2 separate regions of the Homo sapiens genome follow, and region 2 is linked to region 1. A link is a loop called in an ENCODE intact Hi-C map of the cell type or tissue named here. Cell type or tissue: HepG2. All regions are shown on one strand. Each heading gives the region's core, and the rest is flanking DNA. Links, peaks and the distances in the headings are about the cores only. Region 1 overlaps MMD (monocyte to macrophage differentiation associated). Region 2 holds the start of PCTP (phosphatidylcholine transfer protein).

Region 1 (11,702 bases), core at 5,622-8,121:
GGCTGGTATGTAAATTGTTAGGTGTTATAGAAATTTATAAGTTAAATTAACTGCATTTTTGTTCCTGCAGATATAAGGTGGTTGAACTCTTTTTCTATCTCACAATGGGATTCTCTCCAGCCTTGGTGGTGACATCAATGGTAAGACATGGCTTCAGAATTTTAGTTATTTTCTTTTAAGCTGCTGGAACTTAACATGATTATGGATATGATATGTAGCTTTTCTTTATAAAGTTATGTCCATTAAATAGAGGCTCAAAAGAAAAAGAACTTATAAATAATGAAGTGTTTAGCTTGGCATGGTGGCATGTGCCTGTGGTCCCAGCTACATGGGAGGCTGAGGCAGGAGGATTGCTTGAGCCCAGGAGGTTGAGGCTGTGGTGAGCTGTGTTCATGCCCTACAGCCTGAGGAACAGAGCGAGACCCTGTCTCAAAAAAATAATAAAAATAATGAAGTGTGCCAGCAACTCGTAAGCTTGCACTAGGTACCGTGTACAGTTTGGGAAAGCTATAAATTCAGGTATGTTTCTGTCTTTATGGTACTTTCCTGAATCAGAACCAGAATAGGTTCAGAGAGGTATTTTTCAAATCCCTTTACTCTTACTTTTCCTTTCCCTTGCTTTTAAGTCGTAAGTCAAGCACTTTTTTTGTTTGTTTGTTCTGTTTTCTAAGGCAAGCACTTTTTTTTTTCTTTTACTTTGCTTGAAAATATCTTTTGGGGATTTTCGTGGGTAAAGTGTAACATTACCTGTAATAGGCAGTTGCATGTATATATTTGAATTCCCTTTCAAATTGAATTACTGTTGAGAAGTCTGTGTGTGTCTGTCTTTTTGAAATGAAAATATATTATTACGACTTCATGGTTCCATCCACCTGGTTACCAGCCCTTTAGCTTATATATTGCAGTATCTTAGGCTCTAGGCACTATATTAACTAAGGAGGTCCCAAGGTGTTTCGTTTGAACCCTTCTGAGCCTACATTGTTCAGAAGAACTGTACTTAGGATTTCACTCCTAATCTCATAGGCACATTGTAAGAACCTTTTTTTTTTTTTCTTTTTTTTGAGACAAAGTCTTGCTCTGTTGCCCAGCTGGAGTGCAGTAGAGCGATCTTGGCTCACTGCAACCTCCGCCTCCTGAGTTCAAGTGATTCTCCCACCTCAGCCTCCTAAGTAGCTGAGATTACAGATGCGGGCTGCAACCCTTGGCTAATTTTTTGTATTTTTAGTAGAGATGGGGTTTCACCAAGTTGGCTAGTCTGTTCTTGAACTCCTGAGCTCAGGTGATCCACCTGCCTCGGCCTCCCAAAGTGCTGAGATTATATGCGTAAGCCATCACGCCTGGCTGTAAGAACATAATTCTGTGATAGTTTTTTTCCTGGTCACAAAAACACCTATAAAAGGTTTAAAAGTTTCAAATCTGGTTCTGTTTTTTCAGGGGATGTCTTCATGAGAATATAACAAAATATATTTCTTTGAGATACGAGGTTTATGATGGCTTTAATAATTACCTAGCACCCAAAATACATATAGATGGTAAAAGCAACAGGGAATGGTAAGGAGGAGGAGTTAAAGGACAGAAATGAGAAAATCAGCCTTGAAGGCCATATAGTTAGAAGGCATTTCAGGACACCCCAAGCAATATAAGCAAGGTTTGTGCAGCTTAATAGAGTAGAATTTCAAGCAAATTCCCTCTGGGTATCATAAGAGCAGGTTTATCCAGTAATTTTACTAGCCTAAATTTGAAATTGACATTTCCATAAGTGGTACAATAGCAGGTGACTAATGTTTGTGATAATCAAGCAGGATGATCCCCCACACTGCCTTCATAGAACTTAGAGTCAAGCAGGCAAATGCAGTTCCTATTAAAGAAAAAGAGATCATGAAATTTGATAAAATATTTGATGGGGGAAAGTTCAGGCTGCTATGCGAACATGACAGAAGTACCAGAGGAAGTGATATTTCAGCTGATTTGGAAAAACATGTAGAAGCTGAGAGATGGTAGGGGTGAGGCAAGTGTTACAGGTAGAGAATACAGCATGAAGGAAGCCCAGAGAAGGGGGAAGCACCAGCATCTTTGGAGAAATGAAAATAGCTCATTGTTTGTAACATAAAATACATGTACCAGCTTGAGTTATGTACATATGCATGGTGGGGGCAGGTATGCAGGTAGCACAAGTCTTGTAATAAAGCTGGAGAGCTAGACAAGAGTCCAGATCACAAAGGACCTCAAAAGCCACTAACACAGTAACAGAATGAATGAAAATGCGAATCTTTGGTTCTGGCCAGAATCATGGGTCTCAGACTTACCCTTCTGCCATAAAGAACTGTAAAACTAGAAAAAGAATAAAGGCAACTGTTTTTTTGGCTCTGAACCCAAACAGTACAGGACTGTGATCCTTGAAGGAAGAGAAACCAAGAAAATGAGCTTTGAATTCACCCCAGTAGTTTCCCTGGAGACACTTTCCAAACAGCAACAAAAGGAGGTAAAGCCCAGAGAACAGCAGCCTGGGTGGAGGAAACAGAAATTACAGTTCAGGTTACTGACATGGCTGCAGTTTGTGGGGCAGGGTATGGAAGAGGAGGAAGCCGCTCAGGGAGGATGCTTCAGAAATCCATGAAGCAGTTTCCGTGAGTCGTTGTCCAGATATCAAGCTGAATGTTGTACGGGCCAAAACTCTGCAAGCTCCAGTTGCAAATAACTCTTAGAAGGCTGGAAGATAAATGGAAATTCCGGACAGTTCCCAGTGCTGAAAGACATTGAAGTTCCAACCAAGCAGAGTTCAGAGATGGTGCTGGACATCCCAGGCACTCAGCTGACCCTGCCAAGGCCACAGCTTAGGAGTAGAGCTACTCTATCCCTAGAGGGAGGGCTACTCTAGAACTGCCATAACAAGGCCCAGACAAACCTTGAAAGGATAAAATTGATCCTCCAGTAAATAAACCGCCTAACAGAACAAAACTCAACAATTTTTAAAGGAATACAACAGAATCTTTACTGTAACAACTTAGCATGTACCATAAGTAAATATTATCAGAAATAAATCAATAATAATGTAATAAAATAAATAATAAATATATAATAAATATTACCAGATGGGCAAGAAACTGGAAAGTGACACATACCTAAGGGAAAACAGATCAATAGACACAGATCAAAAGACGGGAGAGATACTGAGATTCACACACAGGGAGTTTAAAACAGATGAGGAATCTCAGAAAATACCTGGAGACTATGAAGAAGAATCCACATGGAGATTCTAGATCCGAAAACTGTGATGTCTTAAGAAAAAAAAATTATTGGAGGGATTTAATAACAGATTGGATATTGCAGAAGCAAAGTTCAGTGAACTTGAAGCCAGGTCTGTAGAAACTATACAAACTGAAGCATGAGAGAAAAGAGTGATTTAAAAATGAACAAAAGAAGAAAGAAATTGGGGCAGTTTTTTGTTTTGGGTTTTCTGTTTTACAGTTTTTCTTTTCTTTTTTTTTTTTTTTTTTGAAGAAATAATAGTTACAACTTTTCCAAATTTGATGAAAAATATCAACCTAGAGATCCACAAAGCACGAGGAGGCCTGAGCAGTATAAACACAAAGAAAACTACACTAAGACACATTAAAGTCAAATTACTAAAAAACAAAGGCAAAGACAAGACCTTAAAATCAGCCAGAGAGAGAAAAAAGAGCAAGGAGAGAAGATGACCACTGACATTTTATCAGAATTCATGGGAGCAGGAATACAATGTAATGGCACATTTAAAATGCTGAAAGGGTCCGGGTGCTGTGGCTCACGCATGTAATCCCAGCACGTTGGAGGCTGAGGCGGGTGGATCATGTGAAGTCAGGAGTTCAAGACCAGCCTGGCCAACATGGTGAAACCCTGTCTCTACTAAAAATACAAAAATTAGCTGAATGTGATGGCAGAACTCCTGTAATCCCAGCTACTCGAGAGGCTGAGGCTGAGGCAGGAAAATCGCCTGAACCCAAGAGGTGGAGGTTGTAGGAGGTTGTAGTGAGCTGAGGTCGGGCCACTGCACTCCAGCCTAGGCAACAACATGAGACTCCATCTCAAAAATAAATAAAATAAAATAAATAAATAAATAAAATGCGGAAAGGAAAAAACAAAAAAACCCTGTCAACTTCAAGTTGAAGTTAGCACAGTTTAGTAATATTAATGTCAAAAATTTAACCAGGGAGGCCAAGGCAGGCAGATCACTTGAGGTCAGGAGTTCGAGACCAGCCTAGCCGACATGGCAAAACCCGTCTCTACTAAAAATACAAAAATTAGCTGGGCGTGGTGGTGGGCACCTGTAGTCCCAGCTACTTGGGAGGCTGAGGCAGGAGAATCACTGGAACACGGGAGGCAGAGGTTACAGTGAGCCAAGATCGTGCCACTGCACTCCAGCCTGGGCAACGGAGCAAGATGCTGTCTCTAAATAAATAAATAAATAAACCAGGATTGCTAGAAATGATGAATTTGTATGTAAATACATGGCTGTTTTTCATTTCTTAATTTCTTCACAAGATAACATGGGGGTTTCTAACATGTAGAAGTAAAGTACATGGTAACAATGGATGGGGTGGAGAAATAGAAGCACATTGTTTTAAGGGTCTTAACCTTGTATAGGGGGTATAATAATAAAGGTACATTGTGATGAGCTAAGGATGCACACTGTAATCCGTAGAATAACCACCACTGGCCAGGCGCGGTGGCTCACGCCTGTAATCCCAGCACTTTGGGAGGCCGAGGTGGGTGGATCACGAGGTCAGGAGTTCGAGACCAGCCTGACCGACATGATGAAACCCCATCTCTACTAAAAATACAAAAATTAGCCAGGTGTGGTGGCACACGCCTGTAATCCCATCTACTTGGGAGGCTGAGGCAGGAGAATCCACTTGAACCTGGGAGGCGGAGTTTGCAGTGAGCTGAGATCATGCACTGCACTCCAGCCTGGGCAACAGAACAAGACTCCATCTCAGAAAAAAAAAAGAATAACCACCACCACCACCAACAACAACAAAAGCAAAATAAATGTTATAGTTAAGTAGTCAAGAGAAAAGATAAAATGGAATCCCAAAGTTATTCAATTTAGTCTAAAGCAGGTGGGAAAATTGGAAAACGGAAACAAAGGATGGATGAAACCAAATAGAAAACAGAGAGCAAGACGGGAGGCTTCAATACAACCATATCAGTAATTAGGTACCTCATATATAATAACAATTACATCACAATGGACTGAACACTCCAACTAAAAGGCAGAGATTGTCAGACTGGATAAAAAAGTTTTCTCATCTGTATAATGGAGATAATAGTACCTAATTTAGGGTCGTTGTGAAGATTAAATGAATAAATATATGAAGTGCTTCAAACAGTGCCTGGCACATAGTTACAATAATGATAATGATAATGAAAAAAAAATTCTGTTTTGATACAGAATTAACTATGTTCTAGGTCTTTGAAAGTTGAGGTAAATGTGGTATCTTGAGGATACTAGTTAACAGAATGCATGTCAAAACTAACCTGCGTACTTGGTTTGGTGTCTTGCTTGTTTTGGCAGAAAGGAAAAAAAAGGATATTTTGTAACAGTGACTGGCCATGTGATTTTGTTCAGGCCACTTCACTGCTCTGGCCTTAGTCTCCTCACCTCTGCAATAAGGGGGTTGTGTTAGATGAGTGACTCTTACTATTTGGGAGTCCCTGTGCCCCTTTGCGAATCTGATGAGAGCCTTACCCCTATCCTAGAAGAGGGCTCCTAATACACACACAAATACTTTTGTATAATGTGTATTCATTGCTGTATAACCTTGAGGAATTAATAACGTGTGGTATTTTGTCTTTGTTTTTACTTTTTAAATAAAAATAAATCTAGCTGAAGTCCTTTCTTACCAAGGTTAGGAAGAAATCCAATGTCAGTCCATTTGGATTGGCTCCTTCCCCATCTTTTGATCCCACACAAAACATGGGGGCTTCTGTGAACTTTGAAAAAGGACTGAAGCTCACAGCTGGCCCTAGATCCTCACACCTGGTCCTTAGCTCATGATGGTCTATTGTTGCCTTGCTTTTAGCCGAGGGCCTTGGGGCCCATTCTAATCAGGTGCCTGAGTTAGAGCTTCCCTTTACTCTTGCGGGGCACACAAGGCTGCTGCCCAGTGCCCAGGCCTCTAGGACACCCACACACCTATCCCCTTCCAAGGCCCTGCCGTGATCTGCCTTAGGTTTCCATTCACTCTGCAGAACCTGTCTCCTTTCTATTCCTAGTCCTCAGAAATCCAGGGGACTAACTTGTTTCTTCATCAGCTTCTAAGCATTGCCTCTATTCTCTCTCCTCATTCATACAAGCCATTTTAATCTTGTAGATGGGCCTTGGTCTTTGAAAACCAAGAACAGCCTAAAAAATTCTCCCTTCTGCCCTAAGACACACAAGAATATTAACTTATTGCTAAGCTAAGCAATGGCCAGGCTCGAATACAAAAAGGCCTGGAGACATCTAGAAGGCTAGGAAATATCTTGTACTATGTGATCTGTGATTTCAGAGGTCACTTCTAGTTACGGTTTTCCTGTGTCAGCCTTAAGGAATCTATAAGCTCACATAAGCAGGGGAAGTCTCAAAGCAGCAATCAGTGTAGAACAGTGTTTGAGAAGGACAAAGGGAAGTAAATACCCTGCCTGAGATGTAAATTATAAATAGAGTGGCTTGGGCCTGCCTTAGTAGGGAAGGAAGCATTTAAAGGGGAAGATGAGAACAGAGGATTGCACTTTATTAAAATGAACTCCCATGTCTGGCTATGATTGCAGTTTGCTTAAATATGCTGTAAATGAGCAGAATGTTCTGCTTTTTCATTTGGGACCTGTAATGTGATTGCTTGCTCAACTCAAGAGTGTCAGTCCAAAGGGCAATCCAGGTCGATGTATAAGAGACTTTTTTTATGTTTGGTTCATGTTTACAGATCAGGATTGTGTTCACACAGCTTCTTCATTGTCTAGAAAATCAAGAGCCTTAGAGAGAATTACAGTTATCTGTAGCTTGCCATGCAGAGTAACATCAAACCCTTTTTATTTTTTTTTCTCTGTTGACAGAACAACACCGATGGACTTCAGGAACTTGCCTGTGGGGGCTTAATTTATTGCTTGGGAGTTGTGTTCTTCAAGAGTGATGGCATCATTCCATTTGCCCACGCCATCTGGCACCTGTTTGTGGCCACGGCAGCTGCAGTGCATTACTACGCCATTTGGAAATACCTTTACCGAAGTCCTACGGACTTTATGCGGCATTTATGACCAATCTGTACTAATTCTCCAAACCAGTATTATTTCAATTATGGCACTTGGGAGTGGGGTGAGAGCTAAACATTGCACAGGGAAAGAAAAAAAATAACTGCACTGACTTTATATCTTTTGAATATAATTACTGTGAAAGTATAAAGGCTGTGTTCTGGAATTTTCTGCCTCACAGCAAATAAATAAGGTAGTGAATTAATTATTCATTCCATTCCACTATCATGAAGGACTCTGAATAGACTTGGCCAACTGATGTTTACAAACCAGACTTTTATATTTTAATTTTACAGATTTTACTACATGATTTTTCTAAATTACTATGTCAGGTTGTAAAAGTCAGTGCAATAACAAACCTTCCTTTTTAAGAAGAAAATTGTTTCTATTACTTTCCCATTCACTAGGTAAAGAATCATGGACAGAACTTACACTACTTTTTACCATGTTTCATCTTGGCATAACATGGTTCTTTTTTAAATAGAAACTTTAGTTTTTTGTAAATTTTTAAAAAAATATTTCATTGATATGCATCTCTGCAGGTCCTCATTCATGTTGTAAATTTTTGCAGCAAGCAGTCAACATTCCACAAACGAACAAACATTATACCTCTTCTGATAGTTTTATTAAGCATGGAGAAATTGCCAATTTTTAAAAACTGCAGTTTTCCAAACTTTTCTGCCAACCTCTTACTCTGAATTCAGTGCTGCTTTGGGACATATACTTGACCTAGCTTGGTTTACCAGTGATGGAAAAGTATTTTGATATCATTAACTTTTTCAAAAGATCCAACTTTTTCTCTATGCCTTTGCCACATTCTCTTCAGGGTCTCTTTCCACAGTGGATAAATGTTTTTTCTGTATTATGACAGTATTGTTGTGATGGCCATCTGCTGGAAACTCCTGAAGAGCATTATGTATTACAGTGAGCAGTTGTATTGCCTGTTTGGTGCCCAATGGTTAAGTCATTGTCACTTAGCTTTATATTGTCAGTTTGATATTTATTTTAAATTGTGGAACTAGATGCATAAATTCACATTTCTGCCTTTCCTTTGCATCTTCTCATATATTGTGTTTTTTTTTTTTTTTCCTAGAAAAAATATTTAAAGCATTGTTTGACAGGTAGAAACTCATGTATCTGTAGTCCATGAGTTATATCCTGGCTCAGTGGAGTGATATTTATGTATTATTTTTACTTTTCTCTCAGTGTCTTATATTAAGATTAACATGTTGTTAATAGTTGCTTTGTTGATTAATCTCTCTTGTTGGTGTTTTAATAAATGAAATAGGCTTGCCTTTAGATCGGGTGCTGATATTGCCTGTTTCCTAGTAATGGGCTGATCAAATGATCAGTGGAATTCTTGGTTTGATGATAACCTTATTAATTGAAATTTTTTACTGATGTGGCTTTAAAAGAGGTTTATTTTGTATATGTTTAGAACTCTCTGATTTTGATGAATTATATGGGAATGAGAAACAGAAGAAGTGGTATTTGCTGGCGAGTTAAATAGGCAAGGTACCCAGTGATAACACCAACCAAACCACTCCTATCTGCATGATTCTGAACATCTGGATGCCTGTTGTTTTACTGTGTATATTTTATTTTTAATATATTAACTTTGTGGATTCATTTAAGGTCTACTCAAAAGTAACACTGTCAAAACCACTAATATGTATGTAAAAATTGTGCTGTATACTACAATAAAGTTGTTACTTGGATTTGTTCCACTGTCTCTAAATTAGATGACTGTGAAGAAAAATGAATACACCCTGTCACTTAGAACTTTCTAGTCTACTTTTTAATAATTGAAATGCCAGAGTCAGCTCAAACATTAATCAACAGACATTTTCAGTTTAAAATACACTAGTCAGGACCTAATGATTTCAAGTTTTTTAGATGATGCATCCTTACCAAGGTAAGCCTTTTGGTTTAGCATATTTAATATTCTATAGGACTGAGGTGACAGTCTTTTATGTTACCAACCAGACAAGTAGCAGATTATAAATCTTAACAACTCTCCTAGTGTTAGATGCCATTCTACCTCTTCTGTAGTGTGGGAAACCAGGGCCAGAGAAGTTCAACTGCTTCATCCTAAATCAGGGAGCTGGAACAGCAACCAGCTCTATCTGATTCCGAAGCCTCCCATTGACTATACCACTGCATTTCTAGAGTCAGCAGAAACAAATAAAAAAACTTGAACTAAAAATTCATCAGGCATGGACACAGAAAAGAAAACACTATTCACATGGTTTAGAACCTCAATAATCCCTCAGATAACTCTCTGTCAAATCTAATTTTGAAGATTGAGTGTCTTGAAGCGTTATGATTCCCAAGAGTTCTGTCCTTTAGGTCACCAGTGTGACCTCATCCATTTCTAGAGTGTCCCCACTATTGTGCTGTCAGCTTCTTGGTCAGTATCTTCAGCCTTAAACTATTTTCTAAGGACTAGACCTCTCTCTAGTCAACTGCCTAAATGCTCCCAGACATATTGACTCAAACCGTCCCAAACTGATTTCATTATCTTTCCTCATCCTACCACCAAACCTATTTTCTGAAATTTCCTAACTTAGTTAATGGCATGGCCACAGCCATCTGTTCATTCATGCATCCTTGATTTCTTGCACCCCCCAGATGCAACAGGTCAGCCAGAACTGTCACCCCTGCCTTTCTCACAACTCCCTGGTCTGGTTCCTCACCTCTCTTCACACTGCAGGGTCCTAAAAAGACCTACTTAGCACTCATCAGACTACAGCAGCCACCTCCTCATTTGTATCCCTGCCACTGCTTACACCCCTCAAATGAGCTCATCCTCCACACTGTACCAGCATTATCTTCCCAAAATAAAATCTGAGCATGTGTCTCGATGCTCCAAAACTTCCACTGACTATTATCCTATAAGATTCACGCCAGATGCTTTAGCATGGACTCTTCACATGCTGACTCCGCCTGATCGGCCCTCTCCCCAGCTGAACCCCACTTGACATCAGCCCTGCTAGTGATTTTCACAGCCTCCCCCACAACACACATGCCCTCATGGTGCTTTTGCAGCTGTGTTTTTGTACCTGCTGTTCCTTGGCCTGGAATGCCCTTACTCCAGCCCCTTTCCTACCTGGCAAATAGTTGCTTATTCCAAGCCTTCATCAGGTGCCACCCATCTCCCTTGTGCCATTGACCAAGTTCCCCCTGGCATGAGTAGTAGTGCCCTCCTTTGACCCCATGGCACAGATATTCCTTCATGGCCCCTGTCATGGTGCATTGTGATTGTGTTTACTGTCTTTACCTCTGGTCTTGGGACTGACCTCCTTCAGGCAGGGACAGAGTCTCATCCACTTCTGTTCCTAGCTTCTAGCATAGCACTGGCTTATGACAAGAGTGAAGAAGTTTTGTTGAATGAAAGGGGCAGGGTCGGGGGAAGGTTGGAGAATGTTGCTGTGGAAGGGAAAGACTGAGAATAAAGCATTTTTTAGGACAGACTTTGGTTTTAGCAGGTTTATCCTGTCCATCACAAGCACTCTTACTAGCTGGAAACTGACTTTTAGCTTCTTAGGCCTTAGAGGCTTTTTTGACCACAAGGGTCAGCTAGAACATTCGTGGCAACCACAGGAAAGTTGATGAGAAAATAGAGTGTAAATATTAGAAAATATGTCCTAAAGAAGAAAATGTCCAGCATTTTTATTGGTGCTTTCCTAGAAATAACAATTTACAAAATTATTTTGAGAGAAAAAAGTATTTGGCCTAACGTATTTCCCTCTGGTCCTCTTTTCTGAATATAGTAATAAAATAAAACAATTGTGCAATCATTGGGTCTTAGTGCAGATTATACTCCAGAAGCAACAACTTAAATTTTTAAAAATATTTTGAATATTTTTACTTTAAAAATCATACAGCTATATAAAATCCTTTGGAAAATAGAGAAAGCTAAAAATTATCCAGCATTCATTTATCATAATATATTTTAATATACTTGCAATTTTTTATTTCCCTATTTTTATTATACAGCTGTAAATATGCCACATATGTAATTTTATATACTTTTTCCTACTTATTATAAGCATTTAAAAATACTATTATATTGGCCGGGCGCAGTGGCTCACGCCTGTAATCCCAACACTTTGGGAGGCCAAGGCGGGCGGATCACGAGGTCAGGAGTTCAAGACAAGCCTGACCAACATGGTGAAACCCCGTCTCTACTAAAAATACAAAAAAAAATTAGCTGGACTTGGCGGTGCATGCCTGTAATCCCAGCTACTCAGGAGGCTGAAGCAGGAGAATTGCTTGAACCTGGGAGGTGGAGGTTGCTGTGAGCCAAGATCACACCACTGCACTCCAGCCTGGGCAATGGAGCAAGACTCCATCTCAAAAAAAAAAAAAACAAAAAACTATTATTACTATTATATCATTTCATAGCAAGAATTTTCAATGATTTCATCATC
Region 2 (11,702 bases), core at 4,321-6,820, 360 kb before region 1:
CACACACACACATTCATAATACACACACACACACGTGTATAAAACGGTTTTATTATGAAAGATTTCAAACATACACGAAAGTAGAGAGGACAAAATAATTAACCCCTATGTGAAGGGGGAGCCTCTCAAAAGGACCACCAAAGCCCCACCCTAGACCAGTTAAACCTGAATCCCTAAGGTAGGGCTTGGTATGGTTTGTAAAGCTGTCTCGAGTGATTCCAATGTGCTTGAACTTTGAGAAACACTCTCAGATTCATTTCTCCTCCAGATATTTGCATTATTCAAATCGGCCAAATGTTACTTCCACAGAGGGCCTTTCTGGACTCCCTTATCTGAAACACATCACATCACCCCTGGCTACCCTGCCATGCCATCTCTCTATCCTTTTATCTCGCTTTATTTTCTTTATAACATTTTCTTTAAAGTACTTTATAGCATTTTCCACTGGACATTTCATCATATACTATGGGCTTATTCTCATCAATGAATATGATCCATGTTCAAGAAGCTCATTCATTGAAGCAGCAGCACCATGTTCCTTCTTCACCACTTATCCCCAGGGTCTATGAAGACAGTAGCACATGGGAGGCAGTTGATGAATATCTCCCAAATGCTTAAATGAATGATAGAGGAACAGAGCTGAGACTCTCACACAGGACTATCTGACTCCAAAATCCATGCTTTTCCCACAATACCCATGGCAGCCCTGGTCTAGTTTTGCTTTAGCCTCCGGAAACAGAATGTAGTTCTTGTATGGAAGCAAGTTGTGTATTTGGTACTGAGTTTATCATAGTAGACTGTTCACATTAGTTATTAGTTATGAGGTCTCATGTGGCTCGCTCAACAACTCTGGATCTTATTTCCATTTGTAAAGTAAGCCCATTTTTGCCTATCTTCCACATCTCTTTAGAAGGATAAGTGAAAACTTATATGACAGCATTTATAATTTGCAGCATCAAATAAAGTTATTATCATTACAACATGGAGAAGAAATAAGAGAGGAAGGAAATAGAGTAGGCAAAGAAAGAAGAAGTAGAGGAAAAAGATAATGGTGTTGGACAGCATGGCTTAGAAGAAACTTTCCAGTCCAGAATTTTGTGATTTAAGAGAAAAATAGAAAACAAAAAAAAATTATCAAAAGCTGTACATCAAAATTGCCCACTTGTCCAAGAACAGGATTCAGAATAATTTGTGTCTACTAAAAAAAAGGACACAATTCTATTATTTTTATTTCAAAATACAATTTGCTACATTGAAATCTCTTTCAAGAGCCTCTACTCTTCTTTCAGTCTTTTAAAAACATGTAACAGTAACTTTGTTACAGCATCATTTAAATCATGGTCACAATTTTCTTTTTCTCTATTCTTGTTTCAAATCTTGCTCAAGAGCCCCAAGAAGCCACATAGCTTTGGCCTTAGGTTGGCCACCTCTATGCTGAGTGTGGGAAGCAAAGTGAAGGGTCGTCACAACCAGCTCGTACCACACAGTGGCAAGCATGCTATGCACAATCGGGTCCTTAAAGGACCATCAGTCCAACCGACGCCCATAACTTCATAACTAAGCCACTAGAATCTTCAGGGGAGCAACTCTATCTCAGATCCATTTCCATAGATGGAAATCTGACCCATTGCAGATCCTCAATAAAGGCTCAATGAAGTATATAAACAAATTGTCTCTGGTCTCCTTTCTGAATACAGTACTTGTGATATTATGAGCTATATATACAAAATGTATACATATACATACATATGTATATGTGTGTATATAAATATATAATTTACATATGTGTGTATACATATGTGTGGCGGCGTGTGTGTATTGGACATAGAGTATACACACACACCCACATACATACTCCAGTACTGTACATCCAATACACACACGCGCGCACACAGGTTTCTATCCACTGTTCCTGGTTCATAACTCTCATAGCCCTCGTTACAGTCTTTTGTACGTTGGTGCACTTTAGGCCTCAGGAGTTGAGCCAAGAGTTGCAAGAACTTCATTCCAGGGAGGGTCCTGCCTCATACCCTGGAAGAAGGAATGTCGCATGGAGAGGCCAGAAGAATCTGGACAGGCCTTCTTGGGTTTCCCCAATCAGTCTATTAATATGAGATCAGACCCTTTCTGTCCAGTCATATTTCAACACTGTTGTCCATGCTTCAATCATGCCTAGCCAATGAAGTTTCCATAAAGGACCCAAGAGGAGGGGGTTCAGAGAGTTTCTGGATAGCTGAACTCATAGAGGTTCCTGGAGGGTGATGCATCCAAGGAGGGCATGGAAGTTCCAAGATCCTTCCCCCATATCTCATCTTATGCATCTGTATACTTTGTAGTATCCTTTATAATAAACCAGTAAATGAAAGCAAGTGTTTCCCTGAGTTCTGTCAGCCTCTCTAGTAAATTAATTGAATCCAAGGAGGGGGTCATGGGATCCCCTATTTACAGCCAGTTGGTCAGAAGCACAGGTAAAACAACCTGGGGCTTTCAACTGGCATTACAAGTGGCAGGGAAGAGGGGGTTAATCTTGTGGGACTGGGACCTCAACCTACGGGATCTGACACTATTTCCAGGTAGGTAGTGTCAACACTGAACAGGAGGACACCTAGCTGACGTCCACCGCAAAACTGACTGCTTACTTGGTGTTTGGAGAGAAATCCTCAGACATTTGGTCACAGGAGTCTTCTGTGCTTCTGTGTTGTTGGTGATGTTGAGATAATGAAAAAAACAGTTTGAGTTTTTTCTCCAACACAGTACTGTACTTCCAATAATGAGGACTCACCCTCCTAAGACGGTCCATCCCACATGCTGGAAGCTTTATTAGAAAAAGAGTGTGTGTGGCTTGGGGAAAGAGTAGGGGCTTCATGGGCAGATGGACTTGGATCTAAATCCCAGTTTTATTCACCACTTCTTAGCCGTGTGCTTTGTATATGCCACTGACTTTCCCTGGACCTCAACTGCCTCGTCTGTATACAGGGAAGATGGCACAGCGGTCTGGGCTCGCTAGAGGAGAAGATGTCAGGTCTATGGTAATGGGAGAGAATGATGGAAATGTGAGTTGAGACCAAATTAGTTCAGTGTACCCACCAGGCAGCATTTGCCTTCTGTTTGGAGAGGCAATGCAGGAGCATGTTGAAGACACAGGACTGGAGGCAGACAGCTGGGTTTGGATCCTAGCTGGAATCTTGAGAAACCAACTTAACCTTTCTATGCATTCATTTATATATAGGTAAAAAGGTGATCATCATAGTACCTTATCATAGGGTTGATGCAAGGATTGAGTAAATCAATACTTCCAAAACACTTAGCACCTGAATTATAAGAAATCATGCAATAAATGTTAGCTATTACAGTGATGATTATTATTATTTCTGCAATCAATAGGCCACTGAAAAGGTAGTGATAAGATCACTGCTTCTCAGATGTTTGACTGCACTGGAAGGTGTAGGATAGACAGGAGCAGAGAGCTGGTAGGCCAAAAACTAGTTAAGAGGTCACTGCAATTCTAAGTGAGGGGTGCTGAGTACCCAAAGTAGCAAAGATAAAGGAAAGAAAATGGGAGGAAATAAGCCAGATGCTAGACACGTCTGAGCAGTTGAATCAACAAAACTTGGCCAAAGCCTTGATGTGGCTGGTAAGAAAAATGGAATAGCAGAGAAGATAAAAGAATTTTGCCTGGCTGGGTGTGGTGGCTCATCCCTGTAATCCCAGCACTTTGGGAGGCTGAGGGCTGAGGCAGGAGGACTGCTTGAGCCCAGGAGTTCCAAGACCAACCTGGGCAACATAGCAAGGCCTCATCTCTAAAAAATAAAAATTAAAAGAAAGACTTTTTCTGAAAATGTATCAATTTTCAAACTAAGGTACCTTTTAAAGTTACCCTAAGAAATTAATTCTGCCTGTTCTAGACTGTGAACTTCTTGATCATCTTGTTAAACCCAATGGTCCTAGTACACAGCAAGCATTCAGAGTTTGTTGAGTGAGTAATCCATCAAGATATAACATCTGTATACAGAAAAAAAGTAAATATGGCAGCTTAGCCACTTGCAGTATCTGCTGTGTTCTGGATTATGTAAAGGCCAGCCCTACTAATTTGTAAGTATTCCAAATAGCATGTTTTACAGTCCCACTAACTGGAGAGGGACGGACTGCATCCAAAGCAAATATATATGTATTTAGACAGGAAATTTCTTCATAATACCTATATTCTCCATTTATTTAGAGTAGGGTTTCTTGACCTTGGCAATATTACAATTTGGGACTGGATAATTCTTCCCCGGGAGAGGTATGGGGTCACTGTCCTGTGCATTGTAGAGTTATTTACAGCTATCAAATTTTCACACATATCTGACAGATTGGATTTGAACCCCCTAACAACCCTGCAATGAGACAGGCAGAGTTTTCATTCCTGCAATGAGACAGGCAGAGTTTTCATTCCTGTTTAACAGGTGAGCAACTTCTAAATATTGCAAACGTTTGTTTTCTGTTTTAAAATATAAAAACACTATATTTGATGTAAACAAAAATGCAAGTGCCTAAAAAGGCAACCACATGTTTGACATTCACAAGATCATGAACCCTCCAATCCCACCTCTGCTATTCACTTATCTGGGCCATTTCAGGAGTGACTTCACCCTTGAGGCCTGTTGCTTTCACCTATGAAACCTGGGGTTTAACCAGGTGAGCATGAGGTATCCTCCTAACTCTAACACTATAATATCCTGGTCCTGTATTAGGAAACTTCAGTTTCACCCACATTACCTGCAGGCGACTTTTAACCTACTTGCCATGCTGCGACTATTACACAAAGCAACTGATGACAAGCCTTGGATGACAGGCCTCAGGGGCAATGCCTTCCACCTGGATGGCTACCTGATTCCAAAGACTTCAACAACCAATCCCATTCCTCCTACATCTTTACTCCTGCCTGAAGATTCGGACTCAACTTATTAAGAGCAACTTGGAAGGAAGGGGCAACAACCAAAAGAAACGAGTCACTAAAACAGTAGGGCCCTTCTCGGCAACCCCTGACACCACCCTGCACATCCAGTCCTTGAAAAGTTCTGTTTCTTTTCCTCCTATATCCAAGCCCTAAGATACCGCCCCTCCCCCACCCCAGCCCCCATATGCCACTGACACGCATTGGAGAGTGAGGATCAACGTCCCTTGCAGACGTGTGCACGGGCCTAGGAACCAGCTGACCCACGTTTCAACTGTCATTAACTTCTAACTACATGCCCCGTCGGGCCTGACCTGAGGCTGAACTCCTGTGACCTTCCAACTCCCCTGGATCTGCACGGCAGTCACTTGGAGGCACCGCCCCTGCGCTAGCTCCAGAGCTTGAGACAGGGTCCGGGCGGAGCTCCTTCCTGAGCCGGAGAAGACGCGCCCCTGTCCCTTCCGCGACTGCCGCCCCGCACTCCCTGCGGGGAGGTCGACCCCGGCGCATTCTAGGCCCCGCGGTCCTCCAGCGGGTTGGCCGCTACCTTGTCCAGCAGCCGGTAGATGCTGATGCCCGAGGTCTCCACTAGGAGCTGCCAGTCGGCCCCGGCCAGAGCGGGCTGCTGGAGCTCGGCGCAGGCCTCCCAGAACTGCTCCTCCGAGAAGCTTCCGGCGGCCAGCTCCATCCTTCCGCAGTCCGGGCTCCTCCGCCTGGAGGGCAGGCCGCGGACACCCTTAGTGTGGGCCTGGGGGCGGGGTGACCGGGCTGCCCCGGCTGCCCCGGCTGCCCCAGCGTCATTGGCAGGAAACTGAGGAGAAGGCGGGGCCTAGACTGGAGGAGCGGCCTGAGGGTGGGGCCCTGGAGGGGCGGGCCTAGAAAAGCGGGCGGGGCTGAGCAAGGAGTGAGGAGGATAGACAAGAAGTAAAAGGAGAAAAATTGGACTTGATGTGGGGAAGGAAGGAAGAGCTGGAGAAGTAAGGAGGCTTCCAGAGGGAAGGGAAAAAGGAAGGGAGACAGTGATGTCACCTCAAAAACAGCTCCTCAGTAGCCTATCCCATACTCCCTGCTACTCCCATAACCTACAGACCTGTTTGAGTGTCTCTCATTTACCTTTCTGAATAAAGTAGAGAAAGTCTCTTTGGTAGACATGAGAGGAGAGGTGGGCAGAGTAGAAATGCTGGAAAAATCCTAAGGGGTCAAATGCCAGAAGTGTATTTCAATATAATTTCTCTTCTTTCTGCTATACATTGTAAAACATTATTCTGAGACGAGGTCCATTGGATTCCCCAGAAGACTCTAGGGGTTCATAACACCAAAACAGTTTAGAAACCTAATCCATAATGGATCTACAAGGTTGTTGCCACCCTTGAGGGTAGAAACTGATCTGAAAGGTGTCGTACTATCCACCTAGGATTTCTGCAACTTGCATAATTTAGCTCACTGTGCAACTCAAACATCTTCTTGTTCCTTTGAAGTCCCTTGAGTAATACTGTATTTCCCACCAGCAGACTGTACTACCTGACTTTGAATAAAGTAGGTCGTTTGAACATCAAAACGATGTAACAGCCACGTGAGTGCCAATAAACTCTGGAAACTCATGTTTCCTAATCTGTAAAATGGGTCAAGAATTGTGCTACCAGTTACAGCTGAGGAGGTGGTTGGACAAGGAATAATTTTCCACAGTGCCCGTCCAAGTAAATGTTCAATAACAATTTCCACTTGTTTTGCATTACTATATTGAAATGCTTTTCTTTCCTTACTTGAAAGAAAGTTGATGGCAAAGTCTTAATTTATGTGATTTTCCAATCAGGCAAATGATCACATTTGGCAGCTTGCTTAGTTAGACACAGCAGAGATAAATAATTGCTTTCCTCAAGTCAGTCCTGGTTCTGTTTGGCTTTATAGGTGTGGAAAGAGGGATGTGAAATTTTCCTAGACTAAATGCACAAAAGTTTAGGCTAGACATACTTTCCCACTGTTTTATAACTCCTTGTAAATTTTCTATGTATTGTAAATCCATATTTTATTTAAATGGAAATTCATTGCTTGAAAAACCAATTGTGTAAAAACTATTGGCTATGAAGTATTTTCAAGTATCTTCAAGGAATCCATTATAAAGGTTTGATTTGATAAAGCTTTATTACTATATGGCAATAGACTAATGGAGACAAGCATAAGAACACAAACGACATCATGCAAGATATAAAGCACGCACTTCAAATTGTATTTATTGTATGTGTTTAAAAGTGTGTTGCCTAATAAACTCAGGAGAAAAATAAATATATCCTTGAATATGCTGAGATTTACACTCAGTTATTTTATTACAGTTAATGAAAGAATAATGTTAGGAAATATTTTATGGTATCTCTAAAGTCTAAAAACAGCTAGGAAAGGGATCCAGGAAGGCCTGTTCTTGAGAAGTTGCCTTAATAGCCTGTTTCCTTTGTGAAAAAAAACTCTCTGAAACAACTTCTGGCAAAATGGCAACTAAAGCTCCTGGCTTCAAACATGGAAATGTTGGTTAAAACGTGTTGAAAATAGTTGTAAATACATGGTTTAGCTGAAAAGTGAAAAAGGATACTTCCAGGTTTCAGAAAGGGAAGAGAGAATGAAAGCCAGCAACACCAGCTCCTGAATATTCTTAGAATGGATGATTGGTCCTCTCCCCACCTCCCCATGCAGTGTTTCCCAGTGGAGGAACTTCCATTAGGGAAATGTTTGACCTCACTCATTTGCTCAACTCCTACTCTGGAGAAGATGGGTGATTTAAATGCAGCCATGCATTGCTTAATGACAGGGATATATTCTGAGAAATGTGTCATCGGGCAATTGCATCCTAAAGCATACATCATAGAGTGCACTTAAACCAACCTAGATGGTAGATTCTACTACATATGTAGGCTGTATTGTAGAGCCTATTGTTCCTGGGCCACAAACCTGTACAGCATGTTACTGTACTGAATACTGAATGCAATTGTGACACAATGGTATTTGTGTATCTAAGCCTAATTAACATAGAAAAGGTAAAATAAAAATATGGTGCTATAATCATATGGGACCATCATCATACAGGCAATCCAACATTGACCAAAATGTTATTATGATGTGCATGACTGTAGTTGATGAGTTTAGGAGAAGGAACTACTGGTCAGGTCTAGATCAACCCTTCTGGCTCTTCCTTTTTGGCAACTGTCTACTCATAGAAAATATGCATTCTCATCTGCCTTAGGTTTTATAGTAGACTCAAGAGGACAGGCTCTGACACCAGAATCTAGGTTTCCTAATGATGCCTGTGCCTGGATGGCAAGTTTGATTATAGGCAGAGTGTTATAATTCTATTGTTGCCACAAACCCAAGCCCTGTTCTCCAAGCAGCTTTATTTGTAATAAAGGTGAAATGCTGATCCATTGTCTGATTAGCATCTACCTTTAATGTGATTCAGAATGCAGATGGGGAAGAGAAGAGCATTGACTTTGAAAAATAACCAAGTAGACCCTCCATAAATACAAAATATAGTTATTAAAATTAAAAATTTAAAAGAAAGGTAAAATGGTTGCCCTACCACAGTTCAAGAGAGATCAGGGAATAAGAAAGTAGCTGTGATGAGTAAATTCCCAGGAAGCAGAACAGAGGTATAAAGAAATGGAAAACATGAAAGAGTAATTAAGAAACACGAAGGACACATTGAAAAGGCTAAACACTTCTTACTGAAGCCCAATAATCAGAGAATAAAGAGGCCAGGGGATGGGATGGGTGGGTGGGGAGAATACAGAAAAAAAAGGCACATATAAAAATAAAGTGGAACAAAAGTTCTAACCTACAGAAACCTGGAACAAGGGAGGGCAAGATCAGAGTTGTGTTAAGGAGGCAGATGCAAGATATTAACTTTAGTGTTTTTTAGTTTACTTTAACTGTGCATATTAAACTTTGAGGATATGAACTCTCACAAATCAATGATAAAAAAAAACCTACCCAATAAAAATAGGTAAAAAAAAAAATTTAAACAGACACTTCACCAAAAAATATATACTGGTGGCAAATAAGAATATGAAAAGATGCTCAACAACATTAGTCAATAGGGTCATGTAAATTAAAATCACAATTAAGTGCCACTATGGCTATTTTAGAATAGCTAAAATTAAAAAGATTAATCAAAGCAAGTGTTGGCAAGGATGCTGAGGAACTAGAACTCTGATACATTGCTGGTAGAAATGAAAACAGTACAAATGCTTTGGAAAACTGACAATTTTTTTAAAAAGTTAAACGTACACTTAACATACAATCCAATCATCATACTCCTAGGTATTCACCCAAGAGAAAAAAATAAAGCATTGTTCAAACATTGACTTGTACACAAATGTTCATGGAAGCTTTATTTGTATTAGCCCCAAACTGGAAACAACCCAAATGACCTTTAATGGGTGAATGGATAAAACGAGTTGTGATATATTCAGCAATGCAGTACAATTCAGTGTGTGTGTGTGTGTGTGTGTGTTCCTTGATCTGTCCATTAAAATGATCTGGAAGCCTAGAAGCATTGGCATGCCATTAGCATTGAGCGCACCTGTGGCCAGTTCTTGGCTTCTGTATATCATTGTCTACTAAAAGATTCTTGGAAAAAAGACTGATTCTAGAACTGGGGCAGGGAACTTCTAAAGTAAGCCTAAAACATGTTGTGCCTGAGAATAAGGAGAGACGTTCAAAGACAATTAGAGTTATGTCTAAAAGATATGGGAGTTGGCTTGAAAGAGTTCCCAGTCTCCAAATTTTGGGAAATTTGAGATCACAAAGAATAGTTATAGTAATAGATTATAAAATATTGGATTTAAAAAGAAATCTGTGTGTCCACAGTGTTACTCAATTAAAAAAAAAGTAGGGAAGAAAAATAGGGAAGACAGAGAGGAGAAAATTTCTTCTTTAGAAAAGAATGCCAAAAAATTCAGGTAGAAAGAATGTCAACATTTGAAAACTTGCATTCTTTGACCCCCTATTAATAATTAATAGATTTAGGCAAGGATCATAAATGGATGCTGCAACCACTGGGTGAAAGGGTATGCAGATTAGACTTTTCATTTGATTGCAAAGAATCACCCATTGATTACTTACTACGTACAGTCAGGAAAGTGTAACTTTATAATGGGAAGATCTAGTGGTTGCCACCTTAACCAAGCTATCAATTGCATCACAAATAGTGGGACAACTGACATCACAGCCTCCATGACATGATGCAATAAGTTTATAATATCACCTAAACATTTTTGCCAAAATATCTAACTTGTAACTAGTCATAAGACCCCAATCAGACAAATCCAGTAAGTGGAAAATTCCTCAGAATAACTACTAAAACAATTCAATATGAAAGAAACTATTCTAAAAGTCAAGGGAAATAACAATTATGTGTCATGCATAAATCTTGAGTCGTGGATTAGGAAAAAGCCATTAAAAGGCATTTCTGGGATAATTGGGGGTATTTGTTTATGCACCACTTTTAGAAAATATTATAAAACTATTGTTAACTTTGTAGGTGTAAAAAATGTTATTGTGGTTGAGTGGAATAATATTCTTATTCTTGAGAAATGAATGCTGAATTATTTAGGGGTGAAGCAGCATGATACTTGCATCTTATGTTCAGATGGTTCCATTAAAAAAAGTGTGATTGATATATAGATAGAGAAGCAAAAGTGACAAAATAAATAATTGATAAATTTAGATGAAAGGTAGCCAGGATTTTATTTTCTATTTCTTCAACTTTTCTGCATATTTGAAATTATTCAAAATAAAAATTTAGGAAAAACCCAGATATATGTATTTATAAGAGACAATAACTAAAACATAATTACACAGAAATGTGAAGTTAAAGGTATGGAAAATATATACAAGTAAATCTGAAACAAAAGAAAGCTTGTGTGACTCCTAAAATATCAGACTAAATGGACTTTAAAAGAAAAAAGTTAATAGAAGTTTCTGAGTTAATGGTAAAAGGATAACTCTTCAGGTACTCGGAATGCTTAAATTTGTATGTATTCATTTTACAACTTAATCTCAAATATGTAAGGCAAAAATTATCATCAGTATAAGGAGAAATCAGCAAATTCATCATTACAGTGGAACATTTTAAGGCTCTTTTTTAGGAAATTGACCAAGCAGACAGAAAAACTGGTAGATAGGGAAGATTTAAGCATAAAACTCATACGCTTGATCTAAAGGTCATATATAGAACCTCATACTCAATAAGTAGAACACACCAACATTTGCAAATCCTCATAAAACATTCATTAAAATTGGCAATCTTGTAAGCCACAAAGGATGTTTTCAACAAATACAGAAGAATCAATACTGTTCTCCAATGACAATGCAAAAAAAGAAAAAAGAAAAAGAAGAAGGAGCAAATGAACAAAAATAGCCAGTTTCTGCCCCCTATACATCTGGAAACAACAAAAAAAAAACAAATACATACTTATTCCAGGAGCTAGCCCACAACTAATTCCTTGTATTAAATTCATTTCTGCTTAGATACCTAGAGAGTGTTTGTTTTCTGCACTGACCTCTCACTGATACTATACATATGGCTTAAGATATTTAATATTTTAAACACCATTTCTATCTATACAAACTATAAATCCAATGGTATTTAAATAGATTTCCATAAAGGGTGTTCAAGGAACTTGACACACCAATTCTAAAATTCATAAGGAAGTGTTAAAGGTCATGCAATTTGAAAACATAGGAAAGCAATTTTTTAAAGTAGGAGGGAAAAAATAAA

What was found. Peaks named below come from ENCODE experiments on the same cell type or tissue, not always from the same donor. Only the 100,000 strongest peaks of a DNase experiment are listed, where the experiment ranks them.
Region 2: it touches region 1 in a loop (4-fold over the local background); 1 of 110 quality-filtered maps calls a loop at or near these places.

What each region holds. Positions count from the first base shown.
Region 1 is chr17:55,389,907-55,401,608 of GRCh38, reverse strand. It overlaps MMD (monocyte to macrophage differentiation associated), which reads left to right. Exons shown (of 7, transcript NM_012329.3): 6 at 71-140; 7 at 7,075-8,987. The coding sequence ends at 7,275. Among named protein-coding and RNA genes, the nearest start is that of MMD, 26 kb to the left of the region's middle. In HepG2, for the core only: no CTCF peak of the experiment used is centred there; a DNase peak (open chromatin) is centred at 6,908.
Region 2 is chr17:55,745,026-55,756,727 of GRCh38, reverse strand. PCTP (phosphatidylcholine transfer protein) reads right to left here and starts at 5,677. Exons shown (of 6, transcript NM_021213.4): 1 at 5,484-5,677. The coding sequence starts at 5,624. RefSeq lists a silencer at 5,540-5,879. In HepG2, for the core only: a CTCF peak has its summit at 5,545; a DNase peak (open chromatin) is centred at 5,687; H3K4me3 peaks cover 1,717 bases.